2 separate regions of the Homo sapiens genome follow, and region 1 is linked to region 2. The links are chromatin contacts, found by Hi-C or POLR2A ChIA-PET in ENCODE. All regions are on one chromosome and are shown on one strand. Each heading gives the region's core, a stretch centred on a gene start or an enhancer-like site at or near the end of the contact. The rest is flanking DNA. Distances are from core to core; before and after follow the strand shown.

Region 1 (4,673 bases), core at 1,692-4,191, 190 kb before region 2:
TGGAGTAGAATGAAGCCTTGGGTGTGTGTGCATTGTGAGATAAAATGACGATAGGGGCTTGTTTCTTGGCATGGCCCAGCATCAATCTCTGTAGGCAGGGCAGGCTCTATTTACCCATGGGCTGATTTGTTCCACACTAACCCCAAGCCACAGAGGTCACACCATCAACTGAGACTCCCTCAATGTGTCATCACAGCCAGTGTAGGGCAGCCCCTCTCAGGCTGGCACCAAAACCAGAAATGACTAAATATAACGCACTTTTTATCCTGTAGCTTAACATCTCCTTTACGCAAGTAAAATTTTTACAAGGGGCCTACTGAGCACCATATATGTGTCTGCATATTTTAGATTCTATGGAGGTGACCAAAAACATTGGTATGTTCTGTCTTCCTGGGAAGACATTCTTCTTCAAGGGAAGAATGAAACATAAAACACAGTTCTCAGGGCAAAAGTCTTGCTCATGCTTCATTAGGACTTTTGGCCTTGGATGAGACCAGGATTGAGGTGAGGGTTGACCCCCACCTTGACCCCCACACTCCCTCTCCCCCAACCTCCCACACCACACAAAGTACAGAAAAAGAAGTTTTTCTGGTTGTAGAGCCATTGAAGTAACAAATATTGTATAAAGGAGGAATTTCTTCTCTTTTACCCACAAGAAACCTAAGGCCTAAACCAAAAAAATAAATGACTCATTGAAAGATGGGAAAATAGAATCTAGGTCTCCTGGCTCCCAGCTTCATCCAGTAGCTCCCCAAATGGGTTTTCAAATCCAGGGTGCATCCTCAGAGGTGGCACAATTTTTTCACTAAGGCAGGGGTCCCCAGAGTTGTTATGAGATGTTAGGACAAATAAATAAAAGAAAAAGGGAAAACGATCAGGTTCTGTAGTCAACTAAGATGAGAAGAACCTGGATGAAACAGAGATTTTTCCCCTATAAATTTCTTAGCCCATTTGATGTGTGAATGTGAATTGTCAGTCTCTAAAGGGGGGATTATTGGACCCGGAACTCTACCTATGTATCTATGTATGTGTGTGTATCTATGTGTGTATACGTGTGTATGTATGTATGTATGTATGTATGTATGTATCTATCTATCTATCTATCTATCTATCTATCTATCTATCTGTCTGTCTGTCTGTCATGGAACATCTTCCAGACCAGCATTTCACAGGTCCACTGCAGAACTTCAGGCCCTTGTCCTTGGTATGACATGCAAAATGTGTGCTGGGCACTGCACCTGTGTACCAAGATGACTACTGGTGGCTGAGTTTAAACGTAGAGACCATGCTACCCACTCATTGACTTCTCAGTGACATGAAGTTTCCTAAAGCAGATGAAGGCCTCTTCACACATGTCTGCCCCTTACTCCAGGCTTATTACCTTCTGTGGATAAAGAGTGAGTTTGAAAGAAATCAGTGGACACATTAAAAAATATCCAGTAATACTGCAGCTGTTCTAATCCACTCCTACCAACAGTTTTGAAGAGATGTTGATAGCGAATCAAGCTTTATAACCATGTGATCCCATCTTATGGTTTCAATCCATGCACAGGAGGAAAATTGTGGGCACGAAGTTTCCAAAGGGAAAATTTATAGATTGGTAGTTAATGAAATACAGTTTTCCTCCTTGGCAAATTTAATTTACTAGCTTCACTGTATAGGAAAAAGCAGGAAAAAAATTAAAACCAACTCACCTCCAAACCTGTTTTGAGCTTTTACTTGTCTGCCCAATTGATAGTTTCTACTCTCTGCTTTTGATGAAAATATTTTTTATTATTTTAATGTAACTTCTGAAAACTAAATTATCTAGAAGCAAATAAAAAGATATTGCTTTTATAGTTCCCAGAAGGAAAAAACAAACACTAGGAAAGTTCTATCTATCAGATGGGGGAGATGTGATGGAGGCAGTGATATTTGAGCTGAGCCTTGAACAATGAACAGGAGTCTACCAAGCGAGAGGCTAGCGGGTGGCCCTCCAAGATAAAACAACAGCATGTACAAAGGCATGGAGACATACACATCTTGACTTTTCCAGGAATGGTGGGAACGCTGGTGGAGCTAGAATGTAGGTACATAGCATAAAGTGGCAGACGGGAAGCCTTTGGAAATCTTATTACATAGGACCCTGGATGCCATTCCAATGACTTTGAATTTTCTGTAGGCTGCCAGCGAAATTTCCAAGCGTGATAGAGTCATGTCTATCTATGCACTTCAGAAAGACAACCTCAGGGTTAATGAAGAAAATGCATTGGAATATAAGAAACTGGTGACCAGAGTGATCAATTGCATGACTGTTGTGAAAGTCCAGGTGAGGGGAGCTGTGGGCAAGGTCAGAGTTGAGAGGCATTTCAGAGATAAAATGACAGTAACTAAGTAGATGTCAGACTGAGAAGAAAGGGCTGTACCAGATATATGGTGCTATCATTAAGTGAGCTCAACATTGCAGAAAAGGGGTAGGTTTGGTGGGAGTTGCTCACAAAACATGTTTAGTCTAAGCAAAACCATTGCCATGGGCTCAGATAAAAGTTAAGAAGTGGAAACCATTCCTACATTCCTATAGGAGCTGCTATCTGGAAGGCCTAGTATACACGTGGCTTTTCAGCTGTGATTTTGTTTGATTTTAGGGATTATTCTTTTTCTGAATCTGAGCAATGTTAGCGTGTAAAATACTCACGCCCACAGCTTTGACTGGGTGAGAAGTTATCATAAATCATATTGAGTTTGTTGTGATACCTTCAGCTTCAACAAGTGATGAGTCAGGTCAACTCCATGTGAAAGTTCCTTGCTAAGCATGCAGATATTCTGAAAGGTTTCCTGGTACACTGGCTCATGGCACAGATAGGAGAAATTGAGGAAGGTAAGTCTTTGACCCCACCTGATAACACCTAGTTTGAGTCAACCTGGTTAAGTACAAATATGAGAAGGCTTCTCATTCAGGTCCATGCTTGCCTACTCCTCTGTCCACTGCTTTCGTGAAGACAAGATGAAGTTCACAGTGAGTAGATTTTTCCTTTTGAATTTACCACCAAATGATTGGAGACTGTCAATATTCTGAGATTTAGGAGGTCTGCTTCTTATGGCCCCATCATGGAAAATTTGTTTTAAAAAAATTCTCTCTTCAAACACATGGACACAGAGAGGGGAACAACACACACTAGGTCCTGTTGGGGGGTGGAGAGTGAGGGGAGGGAACTTAGAGGACAGGTCAATAGGGGCAGCAAACCACCATGGCACACATATACCTATGTAACAAACCTGCACGTTCTGCACATGTATCCCTTTTTTTTAGAAGAAGAAATAATGAAAAAAAATCTTTTTTCTATTTATATAATCATGGCATTTATAAGCATCTCTATAGAGAAGGATAATTGTGCTGAGATTAGACAGCTGTCTGAGCACCTCACACTGACCTATTTTTAACAAAATGACTTTCCGCATCACCTGATTCCGGTCTCCATGCAGGGTAAGCAGTTCCTAAGCCCTAGAAAGTGCCGATCATCCCTCATTCTTGAATTCCTCCTTTTATTTACCAAAATTCCTGAGCATGTTCAGGAAAGATGAAAAGCTTATTATCAAAATAAGTGGCTGAGATAGACTTCTTGTCACATTTGTTACAGTAAAATGGGTCTCCAAGAAAGAAAGATTTGCCTTGGGCTCTAGCATGGCCATTTATTTAAGAAAGCATCTGAAACATGAAGCTACCACAGCATCTCTCCTGTGGTTCCAGACAGAAGCCTGAGAGTCTAGGAGGAGGTGGACCGAGAAACCCTGCCAAAGTAACTAGTAGTGCCGGGTTTCTCACAACACGATGCAAAGGGGCTAGAATCAGATGACTATTTTCATGTTTCAACATACTACACACTGGAAAACGTTACGGCAGACTCTACTTTATAATGGGGCTGCAAATGTAAAATGACTACCTAGAACTAGGTCCTCTTAATAGCAGCAAAGTTTAAAAGGGTCAGAGGGAGCTCCAGACACAGGTTAGATTTGATTTCTCTCCTAGTTCTGCTGTGAACAAGAGGTATAAGTTTGGCCAACTCACTTAACCCCTGAAGCTCAGTTACCTTATCTGTAAAATGATTGCATTGTACTAGGTGTTCTCTAAAATTTCTTCTACCTCTGACTTTTTAGGAGACTAATTTTTAACTCCTTTTTAAGCTATTGGGAGAAAAATTTAATTTTTTTTCAAAAGTTACCTTGAATCTCTAGAGCAGTTCTCAAAACTATTTTGTCCCAGGCAAAGGAAATGAGACTAGGTACCCAGAATGAGGCACCCTGCATAAAGCTCTGTGCTCTGAAAACCAATGTCAGGGACCCTGTGATAAATAATTAAACCAAGTATCCTGGGACACTGCTAGTGACATCGCCTCTGCTGATCACTCTTGCCAGCGAGACACTCTATACTTGCTTTCTCATCATTGGCATCCAAACTGCCTACTAATCCATTGCTTTGGAAAGTTTTTTTTAATAAAAAGATTATTTCTATTAGGAAGAAAACATCCCATGTTAAATAGGAAAATTAACTGAAATCATTTTCAGATGTGATTTTTAGCACTTATAGCCATCTCAAACCATAGTATTCATTTATACTATGCTATTTATTGTAAAACTTCTTTTTTTTTCCAAGGAAAATAAGATAGTTTGCTTTATTTTAAAACAGTAACTTTCTT
Region 2 (4,802 bases), core at 2,294-4,793:
CTGTTCATATAACAACAATTTTTTTTCAGTATTTTGGGAGAGGCTCATGTCCATGCATTCAGAATTTTTTCCTATATAAACAAAATTGTTCTCCCTGTCTTGTTTTCAGTGGCCTTATAGGTATCTTATGAACAGCTTTTAAAGAATTACGTAACAGATCACTTTTAATTCATTTAATTGAATTTCAAGGATAGTTCAACAAATAAGCCCACTGGACATCTCCAATGACAAATTGCAAAGGGCAAAAATTAATCAAAAACTTGATATACCTTAAGTGGAAATAAAAATAAAGCATTAAAATAATGTTCTTCGCACCGTTAAGAATAACATTTAATTTGTAGGGCCAGACAACCCAAGCCTAACATCACCAAAAGGATTTACTGACAGTTTAATAAAAACACAACTGGGACAGGCAACTTCTGATGCAGGCATCTTGGGCCTAATACTGATTGTGCCTTCTTGATCCTGTTCCAGCCTCCACCCATTCCCATATGGACACGCCTCAGGCTACAGCTGACAAGATTATTTCTCGTTAGCACACAGAGCTCTGCCATGACCTGCCCTCACCTCTGGAGGGCAGGTACACCACACACCTCACACACCCATTTTTTTCTCATCTCTGGCTTCCCTCATCCTTTGTGGGCTGCCTGATAACCCCCAACCCCCATGCTTATGCCTGCCGGTGAAATGGAAAGAGGCGAGTTGTTGTCAAAGTCGACTGGGTTTCAATGCCGCATCTTCCTCTTCTGGTTAAAGGATTAGTCCAATCCTTTAACCTTAATTTCCCCCGTGTGAAAAACTAGAAAATTGGAACCATATTGTCTCTAAGGCTGCTTCCTCATATTCGTACCTTCTTTGAGTGAATCTGCTTCTCCCTTTCAAGATTCCCTGGTCTGTGGTTTTCAAACCTGGTTGCATACTGAAACCATCTGAGGAGTTTTTATATGATACAAGTACTCAGGGGCAGCATTTCCAAACTATGTCAGGGCAATCATACCCTGCAAGTATGAATAGGGGCACTTCAGAACAAGAGGTATTTAGACAGTGAGTTTTAAAGACATCCTTAAACTAAGTTGAATCACTGCCTTTACTGCAGGACTTCTCAGAGTCATTAATAGGATAATTTGCATGTGACTCTTCAAATTTATTTTGACCCTAGAACTCTTCCTTGGCCTGTCACTACCTGTACTCTCCCAAACACTTATTAACATACTGACATCTGGAAGGACACCAGTATTCTGCCAAATACTATTTGGGAAACACAGTCCTAGAGAACGCTGAAGCAGCTAAAAGAGCAGGTTCCTGGATCCTAAGATGCAGCCTCTTTTGTGCCCTCCCTGGAGGCTGTATCAATATCAACAAGCTTGAACATCTTGTGAACATCATCAACTCACCCTTGTTCCTTCTGTGCCCTGCTCAGATCCCACTGACACTACTAGTGTCTAAAAATCGGCTTTCCCGTAACCCAGGCAGAGGCCAGAGGCTGCTCCTTCAAGCCTCAGGGAATCTGAAATCATGGATTTATTTTGCTGTTTCACTTCACAGACTTTTGCAGTGACACTGGCATACCATCTGATGGAGACCATGCACAGCCATTCTCTCACATTACCATGTGAGTCCCTTAGGCCCTGTGGACTAATGGTAAAGCTCCTGCTGCAACTCTCACTTTAGACAGTGATGAATTGGGCCTTTTAAATAGTCTCAGTCTTAAGGGAGATGAGATGAGAGACCAAAAATCATTTGAAATCTGAGTTCCAAATTGGAGGGAAAAAAAGTTGACCTCATTTCTTTGAAAATTTCTGGTACCACATTCCAAATTAACACCCTTGGTACCATCCTTTGCTAAACTTTTACAGTGTAAAATTACTGGATTCAGGCAGTCCTTGGCCAGCATTAACCCACCCCAATCAGTCATGAGGTCTCTATTCAATTGATGCTGTCTATACAGTGGAAAGATTCCTTTATCCTCCATCAACTAGCATCTCATCTCTCCTGGATGTTTTCCATATCAAGTTGCCTACTTTCCCTTGATTTCTTGACTTCAATTAAAAGAATACTTACAAGGTTTGGGAGCCAGAATGGAAGGCTAGAATGTAAAAAGGGTCAGAGCAAGCATCTCCTTCTAGCTGTGACATTAAAGCCCTTATTAGATGGCTTTTCAGATCTGGATTGGCATTTCTTCTATACATAACTCTGTTCTGGTGGCTTCTCATGCAGAATTTAAAAGGCCAGGGGGGCAGCAGTTGAGCCGGCTTTAAGAGATCAACCCAGAAGTCCCCCAGGACATACAGTGCTTTAAATCAAAGGCTTCAAAAAAGACCTTTGTCATCTAAATACAGGCACATTTATTTGAGCTAACCTCTGAGCGTGCAGGAAGTCATCATTTGTGGAAAAAAAAAAATCCATTACTATTGACTGACAATGCAGCAGACTCCACAGCAAAAGAAAAACAAAAATTCCTGGAAAAAATAGAATAGAAGTTGCCTTAAATGCATAGCCAGGCTCATGAGAAAATAGGAGATGTTTCCAGGGCCCAAATAAAGCAGGATCTGGAAATCAGATGGTCATCTGACCCTAAAGCAGTGGCTTCCTGCCTGAGATTTTCTTATCTCAGTAACCTAGATGTTTGGCTTAATAGCCTTTCATGGGCCCATAAAAGTTTGGGAGTTGAAATTGAGTCTTCTGCCTAAAGCTGCCTAAAGCCTTGAGTGAAAGATGGGCTATGGGTTTGATGTGGGTGTGTATGTTTGTGTCCCTAAGAATTCATAACCTCTGAGAGGTCTAGAGTTCAAACTTACACTACTTGAGGTTTTGTAAATTGGAAGCTGAGAAAAAGTTTGGAAATGCTTAGGGATCTGCAAGAGGAAACCTGAAACCTCTGGCAGGTTCGTCCCTCAACCCAGGCCTCATAGAATTTCCATAGGTAAATGCCTACTACACATGAGCTCACAATCCCAAATTACCAAAAACCCAAGGAATATTATTTATTACTTGGGCCCTTGGGATTTTATGATACACATGGAAAGCACAAAAGACCAGAGAAAGGATGAGGAAGTCAGTCCCTGTCAGCACTATTCCCTTTGCTCTGTCCAAAGTTAACAATAATTGTTAAATAGCAGATACACTGAAAATTCTCTGTGTATCACCATTTCTCCTGTAACATGAAATGTGTTCCTGAAGATATGACTGCATTATGGAATTTTGGCCCATGAAAATAATAGGACTAATGGGGGAAATGGGTTCAGAGCAGAACATTCAAAACTGTGCGATCTTACAAAATAATATATTAGGTTGGCGCAAAAGTAATTGCGGTTTTTGCCATTGAAAGGAATGACAAAACTGCAATTACTTTTGTGCCAACCTAACGCTAAAAAATAATAAACTCAATAAAAATGCCACCGTTTTAAACACCTTAAATTCTTAATAAAACATACTTCAGTAAATATGGCTCTTTACCTTGATTTTTTTTAAATAAACAGGTGAAGTTTCTTAGTTGACGTGAGTCTGATGCAGCACCGTGGCTTTGAGCTACAGAAACAAGACGGAAGGAAGGACATTCTTAGGGCAAAGTGTCACAACACAAGGGGAGATGGCTATGACTCAGCGTCTTGTTATTCCTTCTGCACTGGCTTAAAATAGAATTTCAGCTTTTGTTGTGTTGCCAGGTTCCTCTTTTCATGTAAAAAAAAAAGCAATTTGCGTGGTTCCAAATAAGACTGAAAACCATGAAAGTACTATTCTGCTGCTCTCGGCATTACCTCCTTTTCTTCACTCCATCACACATGCCTCTAATCCCCTCTAAGGCAACTGGTGGCTCCTGTGAGTTCCATTCTCCTTTCTTTGGTTTTTCAGCATGGTCTCTGAGGAAGCTCATTTGGGTTTCTTTATGCCCATTGCTCTCACAGTATCTCATCTTCTCTTATATCTTTACAAACATCTCCTGCACAGGCTGAAGGCTTTCCTCCCTCATTCAACCCCTGCATTTTTCGAACCAGGACACACGCTCCTATTGACAGTGCTATGTAAAAGGTTTTTAATGAGGAAAAGAACACGCATTCAGGAGCGCCATACATGCTGGACTTGCACAAGGACACACCTAAGTGAGAAAGCAAATGAGGTATGCCTGGTTTCTGCATATTCCTCCCCAGGTCACTACTGGTGGCTGGGCAGCATTTTCACATTCACCTGATGTTACTCAGTGGCGCCGAATACTGTCACCTCACACTTTTAAATGTGTAATGGTTAATGTTATATGAAGTTGACTATGAAGAACAAAAGACGAAAAATGTACATTACCTTCTCCTTTACCTTGCAAAAATCATATTTTGAGCTGGCACAGTTTTGCAGTTTAGTGATTTTAATGCCCTGTTTAACTACCACATATGAACAGTCACAAGTTACATATCTGTGTTGGAACAAAACAGACTGTGCGTGTAGTTTTCAAATTTTCAGAAAGTCTTCTTAGAAATGAATTTCGGATACAAAACTGGAAAATGGAGTCTATAATCACAGGGCAAGTGAATTTACATGGAAGCCTGGGTTAGGGGATGAAAGGGGGTATAGGTGGTATCTAATAAGATGGCACAATTAACCGTAAGGCCAACCCGTGACTCTGATTAGATTCCCATGACGCAATGCATCCAAGCATCACAGCCCACTCTTGGCAGTTGGGACTTTCAGCATCTTAACTACTGAAGAAACATTTATATGGAGGGTTAAGAGACCAGAATTGAATCTTGTAACATGTATTAAGTGCTTATTTGAGAGGCAAGGAAGTTTATTATAATCAGAAATGCTTCCTT

Evidence for each region. A loop is a pair of places that touch in the nucleus more often than their neighbours do. ChIA-PET counts read pairs that join two places held with the same protein, here RNA polymerase II (POLR2A).
Region 1: a map of PC-9 shows a loop between it and region 2 (5-fold over the local background). The contact joins the promoter of GKN1 here to the enhancer-like site in region 2. A Hi-C loop is called at or near these places in 1 of 168 maps with a recorded cell type or tissue (PC-9). POLR2A ChIA-PET finds 5 or more read pairs at or near these places in 1 of 52 experiments (BJ).

Annotation. Positions count from the first base shown.
Region 1 is chr2:68,971,695-68,976,367 of GRCh38, forward strand. It overlaps GKN1 (gastrokine 1), which reads left to right and starts at 2,942. Exons shown (of 6, transcript NM_019617.4): 1 at 2,942-2,995. The coding sequence starts at 2,984. RefSeq lists a silencer at 432-664.
Region 2 is chr2:69,159,633-69,164,434 of GRCh38, forward strand. The region is part of intron 13 of ANTXR1 (ANTXR cell adhesion molecule 1); the gene reads left to right. Among named protein-coding and RNA genes, the nearest start is that of MIR3126, 58 kb to the left of the region's middle. Within about 2 kb of position 3,544, at least 6 of the 41 ENCODE cell types and tissues checked have a DNase peak (open chromatin) inside an H3K27ac peak, as active enhancers do; they include PC-9, where a contact is called at or near this core.